Linked DNA regions of Homo sapiens: region 1 is linked to region 2. The links are chromatin loops, found by intact Hi-C in ENCODE. Cell type or tissue: prostate gland. All regions are shown on one strand. Links, peaks and the distances in the headings refer to the core of each region. The heading gives the core; the rest is flanking DNA.

The links. Hi-C counts contacts between places; a loop is a spot of excess contacts. Peaks named below come from ENCODE experiments on the same cell type or tissue, not always from the same donor. Only the 100,000 strongest peaks of a DNase experiment are listed, where the experiment ranks them.
Region 1: a loop joins it to region 2, with 2.9 times the contacts of the local background. A loop is called at or near these places in 28 of 110 quality-filtered maps.

The regions. Positions count from the first base shown.
Region 1 is chr18:57,870,342-57,878,675 of GRCh38, forward strand. No RefSeq gene overlaps it. Among named protein-coding and RNA genes, the nearest start is that of ATP8B1, 71 kb to the left of the region's middle. In prostate gland, for the core only: no CTCF peak of the experiment used is centred there; no DNase peak of the experiment used is centred there.
Region 2 is chr18:57,640,286-57,648,619 of GRCh38, forward strand. ATP8B1 (ATPase phospholipid transporting 8B1) reads right to left here. Exons shown (of 28, transcript NM_001374385.1): 28 at 6,141-8,334. The coding sequence ends at 8,203. It overlaps ATP8B1-AS1 (ATP8B1 antisense RNA 1), which reads left to right. Exons shown (of 3, transcript NR_164148.1): 2 at 1,274-1,767. Among named protein-coding and RNA genes, the nearest start is that of ATP8B1-AS1, 14 kb to the left of the region's middle. RefSeq lists enhancers at 3,211-3,722, 3,723-4,233. In prostate gland, for the core only: a CTCF peak has its summit at 4,407; no DNase peak of the experiment used is centred there.

The DNA.
Region 1 (8,334 bases), core at 195-8,194, 230 kb after region 2:
TGGATCCTGATTTGACTGCCCATTGGAATTACCTGGTGAGTGGTTATAAATCTTGATGCCTGGCCACACCTAAACAATCAAATCCATAGAAATTTTTAAATAAAAAAAAAATTTGAACAAAACATATGATAGAAATTTTGTAAAATAAATACAACTCCATAAAGGAAGGAAGTTCTTCCTTCCTTTCTTTCAATTTCTTTCCTTTGAAAAGAAATCAAAATATAAAAGTGGTTGATTTGAATGACAGGGATGTAGGCAATTAATTTTTATCTTCAAGGGCTTTTTTCCCAAGTTTATTTGCTAACCATTGCTCAGATAATAAAAATTATATAACAAGCAGTTAATAAAATGTTTCATTGGCTCAGTATTGCCATGTAGAAAAATTCCAACTTTAATAAAATATACCTTAATTTATTATTTAATTAAGGGTGTGGTATGAGCCCTTCCAGTGACCAGCTTCCGCTGAAACTCACATCCTACCCTCTCAACCTTGCTGATCTGCTCTCTGTGCTTTCTTGCTCCTCTCGTTTCTTTTGTTTTGTTTTGTGTGTTTTGTTGTTGTTGTTGTTGTTGTTTTGCTTGTTTTTTTTTTTTTTTTTTTGAGACAGAGTCTCGCTCTGTTGCCCAGGCTGGAGTGCAGTGGTGCCATCTCAGCTCACTGCAACCTCCGCCTCCCGGGTTAAGCAACTCTTGTGCCTCAGCCTCCCGAGTAGCTGAGACTATAGGCACCTGCCATGACACCCAGCTAATTTAAAAAATATCTTTAGTAAAGACAAGATTTTGCCATGTTGGCCAGGCTGGTCTCGAACTCCTGGCCTCAAGTGATCCACCTGCCTCGGCCTCTCAAAGTGCTGGGATTACAGGTGTGAGCCCCCATGCCTGGCCAGGAACATTGTTAAAAGCCCAGCTTACAGAGCCCAGGATCACAGAGCCAGCCTAAGATTGAAGCTAGACCAGGGCAACAGAGAACCCCTTCCTAACCCCCACCATGAGCCTAACAGCATGTACCAAGCAATAATAGTCTACAACTAGGGGAAGGACAAAGGCAAGCAGAAAGGTCCTCTCTGTGGCTCAGTTGGCAGAGATAGCTACAAGATGAAGGTGGGGCAAGAATATCCCCTCACCTCCCACCTGAATCACAACACAAGCGAGGAGAATTTGAAGCTGGTTTGTGCACTGAAGGAAACCATAGCAACAACAAACCCAAACCTACTCAACTCCTGACTAGACTGATTCAACCCTCCACATTAATGACCTGTCATAAAAGGTGTGCCCATTTCAGACATAAATACCACTTACTTCAGTGTCTACTGTCCTACAAATGATGCCAGGTATTCAATACAAAGTTATGACATATCAAGGAAACATTAAAAACAAAAAGCAACAAACAAAATCCCAAGAGATAAAGCAATCAATAGCAAGAGATTGATCTATGAGCAACATTTTGAAACTATCAAGCAAGGAATTAAAAATAATTAGGATTAATGGATTAAAATATCTGATAATTAAAAATGAACAACAAACATGAACCGATGGGTAATTTCAGCAAAGAGATGGAAATTATAAGAAAGTCAAGAAGGAACATCTTCAAAACAGCAAACAAGGAACTCCAAAAATTCACTACTCCATTAAAGCAATGAGAACATTGTCAAAATAAACTTTTACAACTGTGAAAATTAACTAAAGGCTTGCAACATGCTGAGAACTGAAAATATTGAGAAGCACTTATTTAAGAAAAATGGCTGAGGCTGGGTGCGATGGCTCACGCCTGTAATCCCAGCAGTTTGGGAGGCCAAGGTAGGTGGTTTACTTGAGGCCAGGAGTTTAAGACCAGCTTGGCCAACATGGTGAAACTCAGTCTCTACTAAAAATACAAAAAAGAAAGAGAAGGAAGGAAGGAAAGAAGGAAGGAAGGAAGGGAGGGAAGAGAGAGAGAAAGAAAGAAAGAGAGAAAGAGAGAGAGAAAGAAAGAAAAGAAAAGAAAGGAAAAGAAAAGAAAAGAAAAAAGAAAAGAAAAGAATAGTCGGGCATGGTGGTGCACTCCTATAATCCCAGCTACTTGGGTGGCTGAGGCAGGAGAATAGCTTGAACCTGGGAGGTGCAGGTTGCAGGGACTCGAGATCACATCACTGCACTCAGTGCAATGAGATGTCTGTTTTGGTACCAGTCTGTGCACTACACAAGGCAATGAGATGACATTCAAAATGTTAAAAGAAAGATTGTCAACCAAGAATTCTATATCAGCAAACCTTCAAAAAACAAAGGAGTAATTAAGACATTTACAGATGAACAAAAACTGAGAGAAGTCATCTTTAGCAGACTTGCCCTACAAGAAATTCTGAAAGGAATCCTTCAGCATAAAATGAGAGAACCCTACATGTTAAATCCACATGAAGAAATAAAAAGTATGGTAAAGGTAACTACATAGGTAAATGTAAAAGACAGCAGAAAAGTGTTTTTATTTGTAACCCCTTTCTTTTCCTCTCTTATTTAAAAGACAACTGCATACAGTAATAATTATAAAACTATGTTGATTTGTAATGATTATGAACCAACTATAAACCAACTATGTTGGTTTATAATGTATAGTTAGTATGACAAAAATCGCACAAAAGTGGTATGAGAGAATGAAGTTATATTGCAGCAAAATGTTTGTATACTGTTGAAATTAAGTTGGTATTAATCCAAACTATATTATTTTAAATTAATATATTAATTGTATTCCACAGGGAAACCACCAAAACAATAACTAAAAACATATAGTAAAAGAAACAAAGGGATTAAAATTGTATACTAGATAATAGCCATTAAACAAAAGAAAGCAGTAATGTAGGAATAGGAAATAAAAAATATATAAGACATAGAAAAAGAATAGCAAAATGGCACACAAATTTAAGAATGAAAGACTAAACGTTTTCCCCTTAAGACTAGGAATAACACCAGGATGTCCACTCTCAACACTTCTATTTAACATTGTACTGAAGTTTCTAGTCAGGGCATTTGGTCAAGAAAAATAAATAAAGGAACCTAGATTACAAAGGAAATAAAATGATCTCTATTTACAGATAATAAGATTTTGTATATAGAAAATCCTAAGAAACCTAAAAAAGAACTTATTAGAACTAATAAACAGTTAAGCAGGGTTACAAGATACAGGGTCAATACACAAAAAGAAAATATATTGCTATACATTAATAATAAATAACTCAAAAAAATAAAACTAAGGAAACAATTTAATTTACAATAGCATCAAAAAAGAATAATATACTTAGTGATAAATTTAACAAAAGAAGTGCATAACTTGGACATTGAAAACTGTAACACGTCATAGAAAGAAATTAAAGAAGGCCTAAATAAATGGAAAGAAACCCATATTTGTGGATTGAAAGACTCAATATTGTTAAGACGGCAATCCTCCCTAAATTGATCTACAGATTCAATGCAATGCCTTTCAAAATTCCAGTTGGCTGTTTTTTTCTTTTCCTTGCAGAAAATGACAAGCTGAGTCTAAGATTCATATGAAAATGTGATATGGTTAGGCTTTGTGTCCCCACCCAAATCTTATCTTGAATTGTAATCCCCATAATCCCCACGTGTCAAGGGAGAGACCAGGTGGCAGTAACTGAATCATGGGAGTGGCTTCTCCCCTGCTATTCTTGTGATAGTGAATGAGTTCTCACAAGATTTGATGGTTTTATAATGAGCTCTTCCCCCTTCACTCAGCACTTCTCCTTGCTGCTGCTTTGTGAAGATGTCTTGCTTCCCCTTTGCCTCATGCCATTATTATGAGTTTCTTGAGGCCTCCCCAGCCATGCAGAACTGTGAGTCAATGAAAACTCCTTCCTTTGTATGGGTTCATGTCCTTTGTAGGGAAATGGATGAAGCTGGAAACCATCATTCTCAGCAAACTATAGCAAGGACAAAAAACCAAACACCGCATGTTCTCACTCATAGGTGGGAATTGAACAATGAGAACTCTTGGACACAGGAAGGGGAACATCACACACCAGGGCCTGTCATGAGGTGGGGAGAGTGGGGAGGGATAGCATTAGGAGATATACCTAATGTAAATGACGAGTTAATGGGTGCAGCACACCAACATGGCACATGTATACATATGTAACAAACCTGCACGTTGTGCACATGTACCCTAGAACTTAAAGTATATAAAAAAAAACAAAAAACCTCTTTCCTTTGTAAATTACCCAGTCCCCAGTCTCAGGCAGTTCTTCGTAGCAGTGTGAAAATGGACTAATAAAAAATGCAAAGGATCCAGAATAGCCAAAGCAATCTTGAAAAAGAAACAAAGTTGGAAAACTCACACCTTCAGATTTCAAAGCTTACAAAGTTACAGTTATCAAGACAGTGTGGTACTAGCATAAGGATAGGCATATGGGTCAATGGAATAGAGTTGAGAATTCATAAGCAAATTCATATTTATTTATTTATTGAGATGGAGTTTCATTCTTGTCACCCAGGCTGGAGTGCAATGGTGTGATCTCAGCTCACTGCAACCTCTGCCTCCCAGGTTCAAGCTATTCTCCTGCCTCAGCCTCCCAGGTAGCTGGGATTACAGGGACCCACGACCAAGCCTGGCTAATTGTTGTATTTTTAGTAGAAACAGAGTTTCACCATGTTGGCCAGGCTGGTTTCAAACTCCTGACTTCAGGTGATCCACCTGCCTTGGCCTCCCAAAGTGCTGGGATTACAGGTGAGAGCCAGCATGCCTGGCCAAATTCATACATTTATGAATTTGATTTGTACCAAGACAATCCAGTGGGAAAAGAATAGGCTTTTAACAAATGGTGTTGGGACAACTGGCTATCCACATGCAAAAAGAATCAAGTTGGACTTCTTCCTTATGCCATTTTAAATAAACTCAAAATGAAGCATAGACCTAAATAAAAGAGCTGAAACTACAAAACCTTTTGAAGAAAACAGGTATGAATATTTGTAACCTTGAATTAGGTAATTGCTTCTTAGCTATGACACCTGAAGCATAAGCAACCATGGAAAAAGAAGGACTGCTAGTTTATTTTCTCATTGATTTGTGGGGGGGTCCATGTATCTAGGGAAACAATCCTTTTCTCAGTTTTAGGAATTGCAAATATCTTCGACCGTTCTGTTATCTCTCATTAATTTTGTCCATGATTATCCTTTTTTGATCTTAAATATTTATCTTTGCCTTGTGGCTTATGCTCTTAAAGTTTTGCTAAAAGTGTCTTTTTTCATCCTTAGGTGACAAATATATTTTTCTATATTTCCTTCTGTTAAGTTGGCGGTTTTATCTTTCATGTTCAAGCCAATAATCCATCTAAAATCCACCTTTTCATGTATTTTCATTTAGGGATCCAGATTCATTTTTCTCCATACAGTGAATTTGTTTCCCTCAAAGTGTATACCATATAATCATTTCCCCATTGTTGTATGGACCCCTCTTTATCATAAATTAAGTTTCAATATGTAAATAGGTCTATTCCTGAGTTCCTATACTGTTCCATAGATCTATGTTTGTTCTTACAACAATATTTTAAAAAAATTAATAAGGCTATTAGAAAAGTAGGACTAGAAGGACATTTTCTTTTTCTTTTTTTAATTTTATTTATTTATTTATTTATTTATTTTGAGATGGAGTCTCGCTCTGTCGCCCAGGCTGGAGTGAAGTGGAGTGATCTCGGCCTACTGCAACCTCCACCTCCCAGGGTCAAGCAATTATCTGCCTCAGCCTCCCGAGTAGCTGGACTTACAGGCATGCACCACCAAACCTGGCTAATTTTTTTGTACTATTAGTAGAGATGGGGTTTCACCATGTTTTCCAGGTTGGTCTCGAACTCCTGACTTCAGGTGATCCACCCGTCTCGGTCTTGCAAAGTGTTGGGATTACAGACGTGAGTCATTGTTCCCGGCCAGCTACACTTATTTCAAAACAAAAAAGGTAGCTTTTTTTAAGTCCATGAGCAGCAGAATCAATATCAAGTAGAATGGTGACAGCCTGCCCTTCAAGACATATTTATTTATTCTTGCTAGAAATGAGTATATAAGTTGCTATGGTGATGGTTGTCAACTGGACCACAGAGCTGGACTGGACCTTCAATGGGGTGAAAAGTAGGTAACCCCTGCTGCCTGTGAGAGGTAAGACATCCAGCATCTCATCAAACTGATGCTAAAGAAAGATTTTCTGCTCCCTGTAACATAAAAGGATTTTACTGCATGGGTATATCAGTAAGTGCATTTAGGTCAACAAACAGTTCTACTCAACAACCACACAATATGTAGAGCTTGCTCAAGCAAATTGTGTGATAACCATGTGCTTTTATAGACAATGTAAGTCATTGCTACATATTATTTGTAATGATTGTTGGCTTGTTTAGTGCGGTTCCAGGTCTTTTAATCCCTTCACATATGACCCCAAATTTGAGAAGTCTGTCAGATATCCAAGTGGTGATATCTGGTGGACAGTAGGATGTCAGTCTGGTGCTTGCCAGAGAGGAAACTATGAGTTTGACCGTGGTCAATTCTATATCTTCCTGGGACTGGAAGAGATCACTTAGAGGAGGAGTGTGGATATAGAGAAGGAGAAGGATGAAGACAAAAGTCCTCAAGAACATCAATATTTAGAGGTTGAGGAGCCAAAGAGGAATTAGTCAAGGAAAAAAGGCCAGTGTGGTGGGAGGAGAGTCACAGGGCCTGAAAGTGTTTTGAGAATGAAGGAGAACTCAAGTGTGTCTATCGCTGCTGGCAGATCTAGTTAGGTGAAGATGGAGAACTGTCTTTGACATGGGTCACCCTGTAGTATGATAATAACTCTAAGAAGTGCCATTTTGATTGAATGGTGGACACTGCAAAAGCTCAGTTGGAGAGGGTTCAAGAGCCCATGGGAGGTGGAAAGTGGGCAGGCAAAAGAGGGAGTGGCTGGAGTGAATCAAGAGAGAATACTTTTTAAAGACATATGAAATCAAATCATGTTTATTTGCCAATGGGAATAATTTGGTTGAGGGGACAATCAATATGGCATGAATGAAGGGGATATTTGCAAGGGCAGAGTTCTTGAGAGCAGAAGGAGATTGAAACTCAAAGCACAAGTGGAGGAGTGGCCTTCATCCCTACCAAGAGAGAAGGTGGATTTTGCAGGTACAAGCCCAGGTAAGGTGATAGATGCGATGGTAGGGATGGAATGGTTCTTTTTTGACTGTCCACCTTTCTATGATATATTGGGCAATGCTGTTGGCTGAGATGGGTGGTGGGGGGGGCAGGTGAGGGTGATAAACATGATTAGATTTCATATGTCTTTAAGGAAGTGTGGAATAAGCATCCCAGAAAGTAAGAGGGGAATGTTTTCAGGAATTGTAAGTGGAGTGACAGACATTCCTAGGTGTCATGTGAGAGTTGTGGTCATAATTTTGAAGTAAACCAAGTTGGATTGGTTTGTATGATTTTTTAAAAGTATTCATCTGTTTAGGTGTGGGTAGAGTCAAGAAACAGTAGAGCTAGATCAGGGTTTGGTGTTTCCTAGGTGTATCAATTAGGATGTTTTTCATTGTGAGTAACAGAAAACCTCTCTCAAGCCACCTTCAACAATAAGAAAATGAATTATTGAACTTAAAAGAAGGTTCAGACGTAGGTCAAGCTCCAGGGTTGTTGATTCAGTGGCCCCGTGAGTTCATCAAGGACTCAGGTTCTTTTTCCCTCTACTTGGCTGTCTATGGAATTGGCTGCTTCTCGTGGCTTGCACCCTGCTCTTGTGATGCAGTGGCTGGGGGCAGTCAGTCTACCTCTACCCGCTTCCTCATTCATGTGGAGCAAAAGAGAGGGAAACCCTCTCATGCTCTCACCAGCCAGGGAAGACAGGGCATTTCCTTCAGGCATTAACAGTTACCATGGGAATGCCATGTGCTGGTGGCTTCAGTCTGGTCCTCCTGAATCAGTCATTGGCAAGCACCAAGGGATTTCTAGGATGGATTTAGACCAGTGGTTCTCAAAGTGTGATTTTTGGACCGGCAGCATCCGCCTCACCTGGGAACTTGTTTGTTTAAAATTCAAATTCTTGGGCCTCACTCTAGATCTATTATATCAGAAATTCTGGGGGGTGGGGCCCTACAGTCAGTATTTTAACAAGCCCCCCAAGCAATTCTGATGCACGGCAAAGCTTGAGAACTAATGGCTTAGGATAAGACAGTGAATGCCATGAACAAAATGAGGGATCTTTGAGGAAGGAGGATATGGCAATAAACATCTACTAGTGGCTACTAGACCAGGTGGGCACCTGAGAGAAGGCTCACAGAGTTCAGGGTGCCTGCGATGCAGACATTCTAGGGAAGGGCTCCAAAACAAGGG
Region 2 (8,334 bases), core at 293-8,292:
TAAATCAGGAGGGATTATGTCTTTATAAAATAGTCCTGAAGGAGCTTGTTGGCCCCTTCCACCACGTAAAGACACAGTCAGAAGGCACCATTTGTGAACCAGAAAGCATTTCCTCAGTAGGCACCAAATCTGTCAGCCCCTTGACCTAAGAGTTCCTAGCTTCTGCCAGAACTGTGAGAAAAAATTTCTGTTGCTTATATAAACCACGCAGTTTGTGGTATTTTGTCATAGCAGCCTGAACTAAGACTCGCACACTTTTTCTCCATTTTGCCATCTTTGCTTATACCTTTTTTCTTTTTCTTTTTTTTTTTTTTGCCATAATGGAGGTTTTAAAAATATTTATGCATTTGAAATTACTAGCCTTTCCTTTGAGGCTTTAGATTTTTAGTCTTAATTAGAAAGTCTTTCCCCACTCCAGTATTTGAATTTCCTCGTGATTTTCTTCAAATACTTTGATGAGTTTTTTTTTCTTTTACATTGAAATCTCTTCATTATTTGGAGCCTATTCTACTACAGTGCATGATATCTAATTTGTTTCCCTGTTGTCTCAACACCAGTCCATCTTTCCCCCCACCCACCTTTGATGCCACTTTATATAGTAAATGTTCACGTGTTTGAGGCTATTTCTGGATTTTTCTGTTCTGTTCCATGGAATGTCTGTGTAATCATGCATCAGAACCACACTACTGAAACTGTTTTTCAAATTATAATATGGCGTAATATCTGGTAGGAGTGGTCTCACCTCATTGCTTAGTTTTCTGACATTAATTTTTCCATATGAACTTTAGAATCAGCCCATTACAGGAAACTGTTTGCATTTTTATGAGGATTATATGCCATTTTTAAGTTATTGTAGGAAGAATCAACCCTTTCTAGTGTGATTTTTTTTTCTTTTTTTCTTTGAGACAGAGTCTCACTTTGTCACCCAGGCTGGAGTGCAGTGATGCAATCTCAGTTTACCACAACCTCTGCCTCCTGGATTCAAATGATTCTCCTGCCTCAGCCTCCCGAGTAGCTGGGATGACAGGTGCATGCCACCACGCATGGCTAATTTTTGTATTTTTAGTAGAGATGGGGTTTCACCATGTTGGCCAGTCTAGTCTCCAACTCCTGACCTCCGGTGATCCGCCTGCCTCAGCCTCCCATAGTGCTGGGATTACAGGATTACACGGTGGTGCCCGGCCTCAGTTTTGACGACTTTCCCTGATGACTAATGATGTTGAGCATCTGTTCATATGCTTATTGACCATTTATATCTTTTTTTTTTTTTTAGATGGAGTTTCTCTCTTATTTTCCAGGCTGCAGTACAGTGGCGTGATCTCGGCTCACTGCAACCTCCACCTCCCAGGTTCAAGCGATTCTCCTGTCTTAGCCTCACGAGTAGCCGGGATTACAGGCACATGCCCCCATTCCCAGCTAATTTTTGTATTTTTAGTAGTGACGGGGTTTCATCATATTGGTCAGGCTGGTCTCAAACTCCTGACCTCAGGTGATCCGCCTCGGCCTCCCAAAGTGTTGGGATTACAGGCGTGAGCCACCCACTGTATCTCTTGTTCGGAGGAATATCTAATCAAGAAAATCATTTTTACTGTTTTTATTTTTTGGTTTGTTCGTTTTTTTCCTGTGAGATGGAGTTTCACTCTTGTTGCCCATCCTGGTGTACAATGGCGCGATCTCGGCTCACTTCAACCTCCGCCTCCCAGTGCGTCCGGAATTGGTGGGTTCTTGGTCTCACTGACTTCAAGAATGAAGCTGCGCACCCTCACGGTGAGTGTTACAGTTCTTAAAGGCGGCGTGTCCGGAGTTTGTTCCTTCTGATGTTCAGATGCGTTCGGAGTTTCTTCCTTCTGGTGGGTTCATGGTCTCGCTGGCTTCAGGAGTGAAGCTGCAGACCTTCGTGGTGAGTGTTACAGCTGTTAAGGTGGCGCGTCTGGAGTTGTTCGTTCCTTCCGGTGGGTTCGTGGTCTCGCTAGCTTCAGGAGTGAAGCTTCAGACCTTCACGGTGAGTGTTACAGCCGTTAAGGTGGCGCGTGTGGAGTTGTTCGTTCCTTCCGGTGGGTTCGTGGTCTCGCTAGCTTCAGGAGTGAAGCTTCAGACCTTCACGGTGAGTGTTACAGCCGTTAAGGTGGCGCGTGTGGAGTTGTTCGTTCCTTCCGGTGGGTTCGTGGTCTCGCTAGCTTCAGGAGTGAAGCTTCAGACCTTCACGGTGAGTGTTACAGCCGTTAAGGTGGCGCGTGTGGAGTTGTTCGTTCCTTCCGGTGGGTTCGTGGTCTCGCTAGCTTCAGGAGTGAAGCTTCAGACCTTCACGGTGAGTGTTACAGCCGTTAAGGTGGCGCGTCTGCAGTTGTTCGTTCCTTCCGGTGGGTTCGTGGTCTCGCTAGCTTCAGGAGTGAAGCTTCAGACCTTCACGGTGAGTGTTACAGCCGTGAAGGTGGCGCGTGTGGAGTTGTTCGTTCCTTCTGGTGGGTTCGTGGTCTCGCTAGCTTCAGGAGTGAAGCTTCAGACCTTCACGGTGAGTGTTACAGCCGTTAACGTGGCGCGTCTGGAGTTGTTCGTTCCTTCTGGTGGGTTTGTGGTCTCGCTAGCTTCAGGAGTGAAGCTTCAGACCTTCACGGTGAGTGTTACAGCTCATAGAGGCAGTGTGGACCCAAAGAGTGAGCAGTGACAAGATTTATTGCAAAGATGAAAGAACAAAGCTCCCACAGTGTGGAAGGGGACCCCAGTGGATTGCCTCCGCTGGCTCGGGCAGCCTGCTTTTATTCTCTTATCTGGCCCCACCCACATCCTGCTGATTGGTCCATTTTACAGAGAGCTGATTGGTCCATTTTACAGAGAGCTGATTGGTCTGTTTTGACAGGGTGCTGATTGGTGCGTTTACAATCCCTGAGCTAGACACAAAAGTTCTCCACATCCCCACTAGATTAGCTAGATACAGAGCGTCTACACAAAGGTTCTCCAAGTCCCCACCAGAGTAGCTAGATATAGAGTGTCGATTGGTGCATTCACAAACCCTGAGCTAGACACAGGGTGCTGATTGGTGTGTTTACAAACCTTAAGCTAGATACAGGGTGCCGATTGGTGTATTTACAATCCGTTAGCTAGACATAAAGGTTCTCCAAGTCCCCACCAGAGTAGCCAGATAGAGTGTGGATTGGTGCATTCACAAACCCTGAGCTAGACACAGGGTGCTGATTGGTGTGTTTACAAACCTTGAGCTAGATACAGAGCGCTGATTGGTGTATTTACAATCCCTTAGCTAGACATAAAGGTTCTCCAAGTCCCCACTAGACTCAGGAGCCCAGCTGGCTTCACCCAGTGGATCCTGCACCAGGGCCGCAGGTGGAGCTGCCTGCCAGTCCCGCACCCTGCACCTGCACTCCTCAGCCCTTGGGTGGTCGATGGGACTGGGCGCTGTGGAGCAGGGGGTGGTGCTGGTCAGGGAGGCTTGGGCCTCGCAGGAGCCCACCGTGTGGGGGAGGCTCAGGCATGGCAGGCTGCAGGTCCCGAGCCCTGCCCCGCGGGGAGGCAGCTAAGGCCCAGGGAGAAGTCAAGCATAGCAGCTGCTGGCCCAGGTGCTAAGCCCCTCACTGCCCGGGCTGGCGGGGCCCACTGGCTGCTGGAGCGTGGGGCCCGCGGACACCCACGCCTACCCAGAACTCACGCTGGCCCGCAAGCACCGCGTGCAGCCCGGGTTCCCGACCACGCCTCTCCCTCCACACCTTCCCGCAAGCTGAGGGAGCCGGCTCCGGCCTTGGCCAGCCCAGAAAGGGGCTCCCACAGTGCAGCGGTGGGCTGAAGGGCTCCTCAAGCACCGCCAGAGTAGGCGCCAAGGCCGAGGAGGCGCCGAGAGCGATCGAGGGCTGTGAGGGCTGCCAGCACGCTGTCACCTCTCACCGGGTTCAAGCGATTCTCCTGCCTCAGCCTCCCCAGTAGCTGGAATTACAGACGTGCGCCACCACACTCCGCTAATTTTTATTTTTAGTAGAGACGGATTTCTCCATGTTGGTCAGGCTGGTCTTGAACTCCCGGCCTCAGGTGATCTGCCCGCCTGGGCCTCCCAAAGTGCTGGGATTACAGGTATGAGCCACTGCACCCAGCCTTTACTGTATTTTTTAGCAGAAAGAAAATGATTGCATTACAGTGGTTATTTTTAAGGGCCCCAACCTCCACTTTGTCCTGAGATCTACGTTGTGTTGTTTTCAGTGTTTTAACAGGCCTTTTTATTTTTATAAATGCCCCAGAAGTTGTAGCGCAGCCCTAACTTTCTAGCAGGACTTTTAGAAGCTGACAATTTTCCTAAGTTTCATTCACATCACATGAAGGCAGCAATTGTTAAAATATATTTAGATTCCATTAGGGTACATTTTGCTATCACATTGAAGTCTCTCAAGAATCATTTTATTCCCATCAGATGTTGTTACTGAGCAGTTTCTAGTGCTGAACATGACTAAGAACCTTTAGGTGGTGCTCTTTGATTAAAAACATTTATCCCTCAAACAACTTAAATACAGTAGTATATTGCAGGAAAAAGTGACCTTTATTTTTTTAGGGATGATCTCCCAGGTCTGCTCAATTTTTCTGCCATTTCTATTGCAGAGGCTAATAATTTGCCCATCTCCTCCCAGCCCAAGCACCCCAAGACTGATACTTTTCTATCACCTGCTGCTAATTTTGCCTCCCAAAGAGTCTCCCATCTCGACGCAGAGAGAACCTTCTTAGTGGGGTCACAGCTTCCCTTGCGTCCAAGAGCTGTCTGTCCCACAGCCTGGTCAGACTCCCACAGCCTCGTCAGACTCCCACAGCCTCAAACCCCAGGTTTGCCACTCACTTCCTCACTCACTCCTCTTTGCTCATTTTTCTGCCAACGATTCGTCATGTATTTCTAGGACTATCTGCTCACTTCTCACCCCTTACTTTTTTTGTTTTGTTTTTTGAGACGGAGTCTCGCTGTCACCCAGGCTGGAGTGCAGTGTCACAATCTCAGCCCGCTGCAACCTCCACCTCCCAGGTTCAAGTGATTCTCCTGCCTCAGCTTCCCAAGTAGCTAGGATTACAGGTGTGCACCACCATGCCTGGCTGCTTTTTTTTATTCTTAGTAGAGATGGGGTTTCACCATGTTGGCCATGCTGGTCTCGAACTCCTAACCTCAGGTGACCCACCACCTTGGCCTCCCAAAGTGCTGGGATTACAGGTACAAGCCACCGTGCCCAGCCCCAGTCCTTACTTTTGGTTGAGGGTTACCTTTCCTTTCATTCTGGCTAAAGAGTTGAGGTCAGTTGGAAAAACCCAGACTCAATCTTCCTTTTTTTTTTTTTTTTTTTTGGAGAGAGTCTCACTCCATTGCCCAGGCTGGAGAACAGTAGCACAATCATGGCTCACTGCAACCTCTGCTTCCTGGGTTCCAGCAATTCTCCTGCCTCAGCTGCCAGAGTAGCTGGGATTACAGGTGTGCACCACCTCACCCGGCTAATTTTTGTATTTTTAGTAGAGACGGGGTTTCGCCATGTTGGCCAGACTGGTCTCAAACTCCTGGCCTCAAGTGACCCGCCCACCTCAGCCTCCTAAAGTGCTGGGATTATAGGCATGAGCCACCATGCCTGGCTGATCTCCCTAACTCTAAATCTTTACCCCTCTGTCTCTAAAGTCTGGCCACCTTTTTAATTCTTTTAGAGACAGAGTCTTGCTCTCACCCAGGCTTCAGTACAGTGGCATAATCGTAGCTCACTGCAGCCTCAAACTCCTGGGCTCAAGTGATCCTCCCACCTAAGCCTCCCAAGCAGCAGGGACTACAGGCACATGCCACTACACTGAGATGTTTTTTTTTGAAAAGACAGAGTCTTGCTATGTTGCCCAGGCTGGTCTCAAACTCCTGGCCTCAAGTGATTCTCCTGCCTCAGCCTTCCAAAGTACTGGGATTACAGGCGTGAGCCACAGTGCCCGGTCCTGATCACCTTTTCTCCATCACCTTTTCCCTAACACTTAGTTTCCCTTTCTCCATCACTTCTTCCCTAACACTTAGTTTCCCTGTCCCCGACTTTCTCACTACTAAAGGACCCCTACATTCCTCTAGAAACCTTGTGGGACTAGATTCTTCTGTCACATACCCTATTCTTAAAAATAACAACAACAACAAAAGCCAATTTAAATACTTTAGAAGATCATACTTTTCAAAGATTTTACTAAATCATTTTTTTAAACAAAATATACATTAAATCTCAGATTTACAGAATATAGAAATAATTTATCCAAAGAAATTTGCATTTAAAATTGTTAATATTGCACCCAACAGTATGTCTTTGACACATTTGCATTGTCAATCTTTCCCACAATTTGCAAAAACAGGAGAGAAATCTGAAACTAACAGAATTACACAAGCTAAGTTTTCTGTAAAAAAAGAAAAAACTTACAATTTTTTATTTACAAGTTAAGGAAAAGTTGTAAACGTTCAGGATTTTACTTCCACAGAATAAAAAGCCATACATTCTTTTATCATACCTAGAAAATGAACATATACACATTGTGATTACCTCATAGGAATTCAACAGGACTGATATTGTGAACATTCACAGCCCAATGGTAAAAAACAGAATTCTCGAACTATGGAAACTAGTGTGTGAAAGACACAGAATGAGAAAAATGTCTGGAAAAAAATTACTTTCTCCTCTTTGAGGAGTTTCCATAATTACCTAAAGTTATCTTCAAATTTAAAAGGACACACCATTCCCCAGTCTTAGGAATGTGGCTGCCAATAACCTTTTCTCTCGACATAAGACAAGTGAAAAAGAGTGAGGTCTTTGTTCAAGTCCCTGATAAAATACTTTGCATATAGGCAGGCACAAAAGTTTGCTTTCCAAAAGAAAGCTTTGCAAAATATTCTGCAATTTATTACTGATATCCTCAGTTTTTAAAAACCCCCTTTTTAAGCCCATAAATATTTATATGCTTTAAAAAATGAGAGTAGGGAATCAAATCATTTGGTACTATGGGAAGCTGCTAAAATAATATTTGATAGTAAAAGTATGTAATGTGCTATCTCACCTAGTAGTAAACTAAAAATAAACTGAAACTTTATGGAATCTGAAGTTATTTTCCTTGATTAAATAGAATTAATAAACCAATATGAGGAAACATGAAACCATGCAATCTACTATCAACTTTGAAAAAGTGATTGAACGAACCACTTAGCTTTCAGATGATGAACACTGATAAGTCATTTGTCATTACTATAAATTTTAAAATCTGTTAATAAGATGGCCTATAGGGAGGAAAAAGGGGCCTCTGGGAAATTATGCTGAAGATCACCGAAAGGAAAATGTAACTGTAATTTTATAATACAATACCATTTGAACTGAAATACAACATGCTTTGTAATTCTATTGCCCTGGATTGAGACTGGATTAAAACGTTCCCTTTCAACCATAATGTACATAACCAGTTGAATAATAGGACTTTTATTATTATTAAAAAATTTTTTTTGAGCTGGTGTCTCACTCTGTTGCTCAGGTTGGAGTGCAGTGCCACGATCTCGGCTCACTGGAACCTCCACCTCCCAGGTTCAAGCGATTTCCAGCTAATTTTTGTATTTTTAGTAGAGATGGGGTTTCACCATGTTGGCCGGGCTGGTCTCCTGACCTCAAGTGATCCACCTGCCTTGGCCTCCCAAAGTGCTAGGATGACAGGCATGAGCCACCATGCCCGGCCTATTTTTAAATTTTTCTTAAGACAGAGTCTTGCTCTGTCACCCAGGCTGGAGTGCAGTGGCGCAATCTCGGCTCACTGTAACCTCCATCTCCCAGGTTCAAGCGATTCTTCTGCTTCAGCTTCTCAAATAGGTGGGATTACGGGTGCCCACCACCAAGCCCGGCTAATTTTTAATTTATGGTAGAGACAGGGTTTCACCATGTTGGCTGGGCTGGTCTCGAACTCCTGGCCTCAGGTGATCTCCCCTCCTCAGCCTCCTAAAGTGCTGGGATTACAGACCTGAGCCACCACGCCCGGCCGAATAATAGGACTTTTAAAAGTCCTATTTCTTGGCTCTGCTATTGTTTAATAGTCCAACCCAAGGAGTTTGTTATAAAGATTATTTATTGTCTTCAATATCTTTGTGATGAATGCAATTCACACACACACACAAAGTCCTGAGAGTCTTTCATAAAAAAATAGACGTGCTTTGTGGCCGCATCCCAGCCTGGGGGTAAGGGATCAGCTGTCCCCGGTGCGCCTGTACTCCGCGGTGCCATCCGCCACGATGGCATCAAGCGGCGAGCGCTTCTTGCGGATGCTGCGCCCGGAGGAGATGAGGTCCGCGTAGCCCCGCTGGTGCGAGAAGGCGTA